Linked DNA regions of Homo sapiens: region 2 is linked to region 1. A link is a loop called in an ENCODE intact Hi-C map of the cell type or tissue named here. Cell type or tissue: dorsolateral prefrontal cortex. All regions are shown on one strand. Links, peaks and the distances in the headings refer to the core of each region. The heading gives the core; the rest is flanking DNA. Region 1 has its middle 150 kb from the start of CWH43. Region 2 has its middle 650 kb from the start of CWH43.

What was found. Peaks named below come from ENCODE experiments on the same cell type or tissue, not always from the same donor. Only the 100,000 strongest peaks of a DNase experiment are listed, where the experiment ranks them.
Region 2: it touches region 1 in a loop (1.0-fold over the local background); 1 of 110 quality-filtered maps calls a loop at or near these places.

Annotation. Positions count from the first base shown.
Region 1 is chr4:49,138,232-49,143,638 of GRCh38, reverse strand. No RefSeq gene overlaps it. Among named protein-coding and RNA genes, the nearest start is that of CWH43, 150 kb to the right of the region's middle. RefSeq lists enhancers at 1-212, 299-871, 1,446-2,019, 2,020-2,593, 2,594-3,167 and 3 more. In dorsolateral prefrontal cortex, for the core only: no CTCF peak of the experiment used is centred there; a DNase peak (open chromatin) is centred at 3,058.
Region 2 is chr4:49,629,207-49,634,613 of GRCh38, reverse strand. No RefSeq gene overlaps it. Among named protein-coding and RNA genes, the nearest start is that of CWH43, 650 kb to the right of the region's middle. RefSeq lists enhancers at 1-510, 511-1,488, 1,489-2,466, 2,467-3,445. In dorsolateral prefrontal cortex, for the core only: no CTCF peak of the experiment used is centred there; no DNase peak of the experiment used is centred there.

The DNA.
Region 1 (5,407 bases), core at 111-5,110:
GAATGGAATGGAATGGAACATGCAATCAACTTTGGTGGAATGGTATGGAATGGAATGGAATGGAATGGAATAAAAGGGCATGGAATGGAACGGAATTAAACCGAATGGAATGGAGCGGAATGGAGTGGAATGGTATGGAATGGAATGGAATGGAAAGGAATCAAACCGAAGGGTATGGAATGGAATGGAATGGAATGGAAAGGAATGGAATCAACCCTAGTGGAATGCAATGGAATGAAACGCAATGGAATGGAACGGAAAGGAACGGAACGGAACGGAATTGAATGGAGTGGAATCAACCCGAGTGGAAAGGAATGGAATGGAATGGAATGGAATGGAATAACATGCAATCAACTTTGGTGGAATGGTATGGAATGGAATGGAATGGAATAAAAGGGCATGGAATGGAACAGAATCAACCCGAAAGGAATGGAACGGAATGAAGTGGAATGGTATAGAATGGAATGGATTGGAAAGGAATCAACCCGAAGGGTATGGAATGGAATGGAATGGAATGGAATGGAATGGAATGGAATCAACCCCAGTGGAATGCAATGGAATGGAATGGAATGGAATGGAATGGAACGGAACGGAACGGAAAGGAATTGAATGGAATGGAATCAACCCAAGATAAAAGGAACGGAATGGAATGGAATGGTATGGAATGGAATGAAATGGAATAGCATGCAATCAACTTTGGTGGAAAGGTATGGAATGGAATGGAATGGAATGGAATGGAATGGAATGGAATGGAATGGAATAAAAGGGCATGGAATGGAATGGAATCAACACGAGAGGAATGGAAAGGAATGGAATGGAAATGAATCAAACCGAGTGGAATGGAATGGAATGGAATGGAATGGAATGGAATGGAATGGAAACAATGCAATGCAATGGTATCAACTGGAATGGAATGAATTAGAATGGAAAGGAAAGGAATCACCATGAGTGGAATGGAATGGAAAGGAATGGAATGGAAACTAATGGAACGGAATGGAAACAACCCGAGTGGAATGGAATGAAATGGAATGGAATGGAATGGGATGGAATGGAATGGAATACAACAAAATGGAAACAAACCGAGTGGAATGGCATGGAATGGAAAGGATTTGAATATAATGGAATGGATTGGAATCAACCCGATTAGAAACTAATGGAATGGAATGGAATGGAATGGAATGGAATGGAATGGAATGGAATGGAATGGAATCTACCCGAGTGGAATGGAATGGAATGGAATTTACTGGAATGGAATGGAATAGAATGGTATGGAATCAACCCGAGTGGAATGGTATAGAATGGAATGTAATGAAACGGAATGGAATGGAATAAAATGGAATGGAATGGAATGGAAACAACCCGAGTGGAATGGAATGGAATAACCGGAGAGGAATGGAATGGAATGGAGTGGAATGGAATGGAATGGAATGGAATGGAATGGAATGGAATCAACCCGAGTGGAATGGAATGGAATGGAATAGAATGGAATGGAATAGAATGGAATGGAATGGAATCAACCCGAGTGGAATGGAATGGAATGGAATGCAATGGAATGGAATGGCATGGAATCAACCCTAGTGGAATGGTATGGAATGGAATTGAACGGACCGGAATGGAATGGAATCAACCCGAATGGAATGGAATGGAATGGAGTGGAATGGTATGGAATGGAATGGAATGGAAAGGAATCAACGCGAAGGGAATGGAATGGAATGGAATGGAATGGAATGGAATGGAATGGAATGGAATGAAATCAACCCGAGTGGAATGCAATGGAATGAAATGGAATGGAATGGAATGGAATGGAACGGAACAGAATGGAATGGAATGGAATCAACCCGAGTGGAAAGGAATGGAATGGAATGGAATTGAATGAAATGGAATGGAATGGAATGGAATAACATGCAATCAACTTTGGTGGAATGGTATGGAATGGAATGGAATAGAATGGAATGGAATGGAATAAAGGGGGATGGAATAGAACGGAATCAACCCGAATAGAATGGAGCGGAATGGAGTGGAATGATATGGAATGGAATGGAATGGAAAGGAATGGAATCAACCCGAGTGGAATGCAATGGAATGAAATGGAAGGGAATGGAACGGAACGGAACGGAACGGAATGGAATTGAATGGAATGGAAACAACCCGAGTGGAAAGGAATGGAATGGAATGGAATGGAATGGAATGGAATGGAATGGAATGGAATGGAATGGAATGGAAAGGAATGGAATGGAATGGAATGGAACATGCAATCAACTTTGGTGGAATGGTATGGAATGGAATGGATTGGAATGGAATAAAAGGGCATGGAATGGAACGGAATCAAACAGAATGGAATGGAGCGGAATGGAGTGGAATGGTATGGAATGGAATGGAATGCAAACGAATCAAACCGAAGGGTATGGAATGGAATTGAATGGAATGCAAAGGAATGGAATCAACCCTAGTGGAATGCAATGGAATGAAACGCAATGGAATGGAACGGAAAGGAACGGAACGGAATGGAACGGAATTGAATGGAGTGGAATCAACCCGAGCGGAAAGGAATGGAATGGAATGGAATGGAATAACATGCAATCAACTTTTTGGAATGGTATGGAATGGAATGGAATGGAATAAAAGGGCATGGAATGGAACAGAATCAACCCGAATGGAATGGAACGGAATGAAGTGGAATGGTATAGAATGGAATGGAATGGAAAGGAATCAACCCGAAGGGAATGGAATGGAATGGAATGGAATGGAATGGAATGGAATGGAATGGAATGGAATGGAATCAACCCCAGTGGAATGCAATGGAATGGAATGGAATGGAACGGAACGGAACGGAATGGAACGGAATTGAATGGAATGGAATCAACCCAAGAGGAAAGGAACGGAATGGAATGGAATGGAATGGAATGGAATGGAATGGAATGGAATGGAATGGAATAGCATGCAATCAACTTTGGTGGAAAGGTATGGAATGGAATGGAATGGAATGGAATGGAATGGAATGGAATGGAATGGAATGGAATGGAATCAACCCCAGTGGAATGCAATGGAATGGAATGGAATGGAATGGAACGGAACGGAACGGAACGGAACGGAACGGAATGGAATGGAATGGAATGGAATAGCATGCAATCAACTTTGGTGGAAAGGTATGGAATGGAATGGAATGGAATGGAATGGAATGGAATGGAATGGAATGGAATGGAATAAAAGGGCATGGAATGGAATGGAATCAACACGAGAGGAATGGAAAGGAATGGAATGGAAATGAATCAAACCGAGTGGAATGGAATGGAATGGAATGGAATGGAATGGAATGGAAACAATGCAATGCAATGGTATCAACTGGAATGGAATGAATTAGAATGGAAAGGAAAGGAATCACCATGAGTGGAATGGAATGGAAAGGAATGGAATGGAAACTAATGGAACGGAATGGAAACAACCCGAGTGGAATGGAATGAAATGGAATGGAATGGAATGGGATGGAATGGAATGGAATACAACAAAATGGAAACAAACCGAGTGGAATGGCATGGAATGGAAAGGATTTGAATATAATGGAATGGATTGGAATCAACCCGATTAGAAACTAATGGAATGGAATGGAATGGAATGGAATGGAATGGAATGGAATGGAATGGAATCTACCCGAGTGGAATGGAATGGAATGGAATTTACTGGAATGGAATGGAATAGAATGGTATGGAATCAACCCGAGTGGAATGGTATAGAATGGAATGTAATGAAACGGAATGGAATGGAATAAAATGGAATGGAATGGAATGGAAACAACCCGAGTGGAATGGAATGGAATAACCGGAGAGGAATGGAATGGAATGGAGTGGAATGGAATGGAATGGAATGGAATGGAATGGAATGGAATGGAATCAACCCGAGTGGAATGGAATGGAATGGAATAGAATGGAATGGAATGGAATGGAATGGAATGGAATCAACCCGAGTGGAATGGAATGGAATGGAATGCAATGGAATGGAATGGCATGGAATCAACCCTAGTGGAATGGTATGGAATGGAATGGAACGGACCGGAATGGAATGGAATCAACCCGAATGGAATGGAATGGAATGGAGTGGAATGGTATGGAATGGAATGGAATGGAAAGGAATCAACGTGAAGGGAATGGAATGGAATGGAATGGAATGGAATGGAATGGAATGGAATGGAATGAAATCAACCCGAGTGGAATGCAATGGAATGAAATGGAATGGAATGGAATGGAATGGAACGGAACAGAATGGAATGGAATGGAATCAACCCGAGTGGAAAGGAATGGAATGGAATAGAATTGAATGAAATGGAATGGAATGGAATGGAATAACATGCAATCAACTTTGGTGGAATGGTATGGAATGGAATGGAATAGAATGGAATGGAATGGAATAAAGGGGGATGGAATAGAACGGAATCAACCCGAATAGAATGGAGCGGAATGGAGTGGAATGATATGGAATGGAATGGAATGGAAAGGAATGGAATCAACCCGAGTGGAATGCAATGGAATGAAATGGAAGGGAATGGAACGGAACGGAACGGAATGGAATTGAATGGAATGGAAACAACCCGAGTGGAAAGGAATGGAATGGAATGGAATGGAATGGAATGGAATGGAATGGAATGGAATGGAATGGAATGGAATGGAAAGGAATGGAATGGAATGGAATGGAACATGCAATCAACTTTGGTGGAATGGTATGGAATGGAATGGATTGGAATGGAATAAAAGGGCATGGAATGGAACGGAATCAAACAGAATGGAATGGAGCGGAATGGAGTGGAATGGTATGGAATGGAATGGAATGGAAAGGAATCAAACCGAAGGGTATGGAATGGAATTGAATGGAATGCAAAGGAATGGAATCAACCCTAGTGGAATGCAATGGAATGAAACGCAATGGAATGGAACGGAAAGAAACGGAACGGAATGGAACGGAATTGAATGGAGTGGAATCAACCCGAGTGGAAAGGAATGGAATGGAATGGAATGGAATAACATGCAATCAACTTTTTGGAATGGTATGGAATGGAATGGAATGGAATAAAAGGGCATGGAATGGAACAGAATCAACCCGAATGGAATGGAACGGAATGAAGTGGAATGGTATAGAATGGAATGGAATGGAAAGGAATCAACCCGAAGGGTATGGAATGGAATGGAATGGAATGGAATGGAATGGAATGGAATGGAACGGAATGGAATCAACCCCAGTGGAATGCAATGGAATGGAATGGAATGGAACGGAACGGAACGGAATGGAACGGAATTGAATGGAATGGAATCAACCCAAGAGGAAAGGAACGGAATGGAATGGAATGGAATGGAATGGAATGGAATGGAATGGAATAGCATGCAATCAACTTTGGTGGAAAGATATGGAATGGAATGGA
Region 2 (5,407 bases), core at 97-5,096, 490 kb before region 1:
TTCCGTTCCATTCCATTCGGGTTGAATCCATTCCGTTCCATTCCGTTCCATTCCATTCCATATCATTCCACTAGGGTTGATTCCATACCATTCCATTCCATTGCATTCCATTCCATTCCATTCCACTCGGGTTGATTCCATTCCATTCCATTCCGTTCCATTCCATTCCACTGCATTCCTTTACATTCTATTCCACTGCAGTTAATTCCGTTCCATTCCATTCCATTCCATTCCATTCCACTCCATTCCATTCCATTCCGTTCCGTTCCGTTCCATTCCATTCAATTCCATTCCATTCAATTCCATTCATTCCTTTCCATTCCATTCCATTCCACTCGGGTTGATTCCATTCCATTCCATTCCATTCCATTCCATTAAATTCCATTCCATTCCATTCCATTAAATTCCATTCCATTCCATTCCACTCGGGTAGATTCCATTCCATTCCATTCCATTCCATTCCATTCCATTCCACTCCTTTCCATTAGTTTCTAATCGGGTTGATTCCAATCCATTCCATTATATTCAAGTCCTTTCCATTCCATGCCATTCCACTCAGGTTGTTTCCATTTTGTTGTATTCCATTCCATTCCTTTCCATTCCATTGCATTCCATTCCATTCCATTCCATTCCATTGCATTCCATTCCATTGCATTCCATTCCATTCCATTCCATTACATTCCATTACATTCCATTCCACTCGGGTTGTTTCCATTCCTTTCTATTAGTTTCCATTCCATTTCATTGCTTTCCATTCCATTCCACTCAGGGTGATTCCATTCCTTTCCATTCCAATTCTTTCCATTCCAGTTGATACCATTGCATTGCATTGTTTCCATTCCATTCCATTCCATTCCATTCCACTCGGTTTTATTCATTTCCATTCCATTCCATTCCATTCCATTCCGTTCCATTCCATTCCATTCCATTCCATTCCATTCATCTCGGCTTGATTCCATTCCATTCCATTCCCTTTTATTCCATTCCATTCCATTCCATTCCATACCATTCCACCAAATTGATTGCATGCTATTCCATTCCCTTCCATTCCATTCCATTCCATTCCATTCCGTTCCTTTCCACTTGTGTTGATTCCATTCCATTCAGTTCCGTTCTGTTCCGTTCCATTCCATTCCATTCCATTTCATTCCATTGCATTCCACTCGGGTTGATTCCATTCCATTCCATTCCATTCCATTCCATTCCATTCCATTCCATTCCATTCCCTTCGGGTTGATTCCTTTCCATTCCATTCCTTTCCATACCATTCCACTGCATTCCATTCCATTCCATTCCATTCCATTCCATTCCATTCCATTCTGGTTGATTCCATTCCGTTGAATTTCTTTCTATTCCAATCCATTCCATTCCATTCCAGTCCATTCCATTCTATTCCACTCGAGTTAATTCCATTCCTTTGAATTCCATTGCTTTCCATTCCATTCCATTCCATTCCTTTTCATTCTATTACACTCGGGTTGTTTCCATTCCATTCATTTCTTTTCCATTCCATTCCATTCTTTTCCATTCCATTCATGTTGATTCCATTCTTTCCGTTCCATTCCATTCTATTCCATTACAGTTGATTCCATTGCATTCCATTCCATTCCATTCCATTCTATTCCTTTCCATTCCAATCGGGTTGATTCCATTCCATTCCATTCCATTCCATTCCATTCCGTTCCACTCCGGTTGATTCCATTCCATTCCATTCCATTCCATTCCATTCCACTCGGTTTGATACCATTCCATTCCAATCCATTTTATTCCTTTCCATTCCATTCCATTCCATACCATTCCACTCGGGTGGATTCCATAACATTCCATTCCATTGCATTCCGTTCCTTTCCATTCCATTCCATTCCACTCGTGTTGATTCCATTCCATTCCTTTCCATTCCATTCCATTCCATTCCATTCCATTCCATTCCATTCCATTCCATTTGGGTTGATTCCGTTCCATTCCATTCCATTTCATTCCATTCCATTCCATTCCATTCCACTCCATTCCATTCCATTCAATTCAATTCCATTCCATTCCTCTCCATTCCATTCCACTCGTGTTCATTCCATTCCATTCCATTCTTTCCCGTTCCTTTCCATTCTATTCCGTTCCATTCCATTCCCTTACACTCGTGTTCATTCCATTCCATTCCGTTCCATTCCATTCCATTCATTTCCATTCCCTTCCATTGCACTCCACTCGGGTTGATTCCATTCTATTCCATTCTATTCCGTTCCATTCCATTCCCTTACACTCGTGTTCATTCCATTCCGTTCCATTCCATTCCATTCCATTCATTTCCATTCCCTTCCATTGCACTCCACTCGGGTTGATTTCATTCCATTCCATTCTATTCCATTCCGTTCAATTAAATTCCATTCCATTCCATTCCATTGCATTCCAGTTCATTCCATTCCTTTCCATTCCATTCCATTCCCTTCCATTCCATTCCATTCCCTTCCATTCCATTCCATTCAATTCTATTCCGTTGCATTGGAATCGGATTGATTCCAATCCATTCCATTTCATTCCAGTCTTTTCCATTCCATTCCATTCCACTTGGTTTGTTTCTATTACGTTGAATTGCATTCCATTCCATTCCATTCCCTTCCATTCCATTCCATTCCATTCCATTCCATTCCATTGAAATTCATTGCATTCCATTCCACTCGGTTTGTTTCCTTTCCATTCCATTAGTTTCCAATAAATTCCATTCCATTCATTCCATTCCATTCCATTCCACTCAGGTTGATTCCGTTCCATTCCATTCCATTCCATTCCTTTCCACTCGGGTTGACTTCATTCCATGCCATTGCATTCCATTGCATTCCATTCTTTTCTATTACATTCCATTCTTTTCCATTCCATTCCTTTCCACTCGAGTTGATTCCATTCCATTCTATTCCATTCCCTACCATTCCATTCCATTCCATTCCATTCCATTCCATTCCATTTCAATCGGGTTGATTCCATTCTGTTCAATTCTATTTCATTCCATTCCATTCCTTGCCACTCGGGTTAATTCTATTCCATTCCATGCCATTGCATTCCCTTCCATTCCATTCTACTCGGATGATTCCATTCCATTCCATTCCACTCGGGATAACTCCATTCCATTCCAATCCATTCCTCTCGGGTTGATTCCATTCCATTCCATTCCAATCCATTCCATTCAATTCCATTCCATTCCATTCCATTCCATTCCATCCATTCCATTCCTTTCCATTTGATTCCATTCCATTGAATTCCATTCCATTCCTTTCCATTCCAATCCTTTCCATTCGGGTTGATTCCATTCCGTTCCATTCCATTCTTATGGTTTCCTATAAATTTTAGGATTTTGTTTCCATTTCTCTGAAGTGTGTTATTAGTATTTCAATAAGGATTGCATTGAATCTGTAGATTGCTTTGTGAAGTATGGGTATTTTAATAATATTTACTCTTCCAATAAATGAACATGGACAATCTTTCTAGTTTTTTTGTGTCCTCTTTAATTTTTTGCATCGATATTTTATACTTTTCATTGTAGAGATCTTTCACTTCTTCTGTTATGTTTATTCCCAGTTATTTTATTTTATTTGTCGCTATTGTAAATGGGATTACATTCTTGATTTTCTTCTTTAGATTGTTCATTTTTTTCATTTAGAAATGCTACTCACTTTTGTAGCTTGATTTTTTATGTTGTGACTGTGAATTTGTTGATTAGTTCTAATAGTTTTTTGGTGGAGTCCTTACGTTTTTCCAAATATAAGATCAAGTCATCTGCAAACAATAAAACATTAATAATTTTACTTCTTTCCAATGTGCATCCCTTTTATTGTTTTTCTCTTGTCTGAATTGCTCTAGCTAGGACTTCCTGTACTGTGTTGAGTAACAGTGTTGGAAGTGGACATTCTTGTCTTGTTCCATAACTTAGAAGAAAGGCTTTCAGCTTTTCCCTGTTCAGGATGATACTGGCTGTGGGTCTGATGCATTTGGTTTTTATTGTGTTGTGTTATGTTCCTTCTATATCTAGTTTTTTTTTGAGGGTTTCTTTTTATCACAGGGATGTTGAATTTTATTAAATGCTTTTCTGTATCTATTGAAATTATCATATGGTTTTTGTCCTTCATTCTGTTGATATGATGTGTCACATTGAGTGATTTGCATATGTTGAACCATGTTGGCATCATCGGGATAAATCTCACTTAGACGTGATGAATTGTCTTTTTCATAGGATGTGTTTGGAAATACTACAGCCTTCTCTGTTTTTTGGGATAGTTTGGGTAGGATTGATAGTAATTCTGCCTTCAATGTTTGGTAAAATTAATCCATGAAGCCAGTGAAGCCATTGAATCCAGGCTTTTCTTTGCTAGGAGATGTTTTATTATGGCTTCAATTTCATTTATCCATTTCTTCTAGGTTTATTTTTTTGAGATGGAATCTTGCTCTGTCACCCAGGCTGCTTCGTGGTACAATCTCAGCTCACTACAGCCTCTGCCTCCCAGGTTCAAGTGATTTTCCTGCCTCAGCCTCTGGAGTAGCTGGAAGTACAGGTGCATGCCAACATACCTGGCTAATTTTTGTATTTGTAGTAGAGATGGGGTTTCACCATGTTGGCCAGGCTGGTCTTGAACTCCTGACCTCAGGTGATCACCTGCCTTGGCTTCCCAAAGTGTTGGGATTACAGGCATGAGCCACGGTGCCCAGCCATTTCTTCCAGGTTTTTCAATTTATTGGAATATAGTCAGTCATAATAGTTTCTAATGATTCTTTGAATTTCCACAGTATCAGTTATAGTGTCTCCTTTTCAATCTCTGGTTTTATGTATTGGAATCTTCTCTCTTTTTTCTTAGTCTGGTTAAATGTTTATTGATTTTGTTGGTCTTTTAAAAATATTAACTTTTCATTTCATTGATATTTTATATTGCTAAATTTCAATTTCATTTATTTCTGCTCCAACCTTTGCTATGTTTCCTTCTACTAATTTTGGTTTTGGTTTGTTCTTGCTTTTCTAATTATTTAAGATGCATTATTAGGTTGTTTATTTGAAGCTTTTCTACTTTTTTTGATGTAGGTGATTTTTTCTATAAACTTACCTCTTAGTACTGTAGTACTGTTTTTACTGTATTCCATAGGTTTTTTTTTTTTAAATGGAGTCTCACTCTGTTTCCCAGGCTGGAGTGCAGTGACGCGATCTTGGCTCACTGCAAGCTCCGCCTCCTGGGTTCACGCCATTCTCCTGCCTCAGCCTCCCAAGTAGCTGGGACTACAGGCGCCCGCCTTCACGCCCGTCTTATTTTTGTTTTTTGTATTTTTAGTAGAGACGGGGTTTCACCGTGTTAGCCAAGATGGACTCAATCTCCTGACCCTATCATCCGCCCGCCTTGGCCTCCCAAAGTGCTGGGATTACAGGCATGAGCCA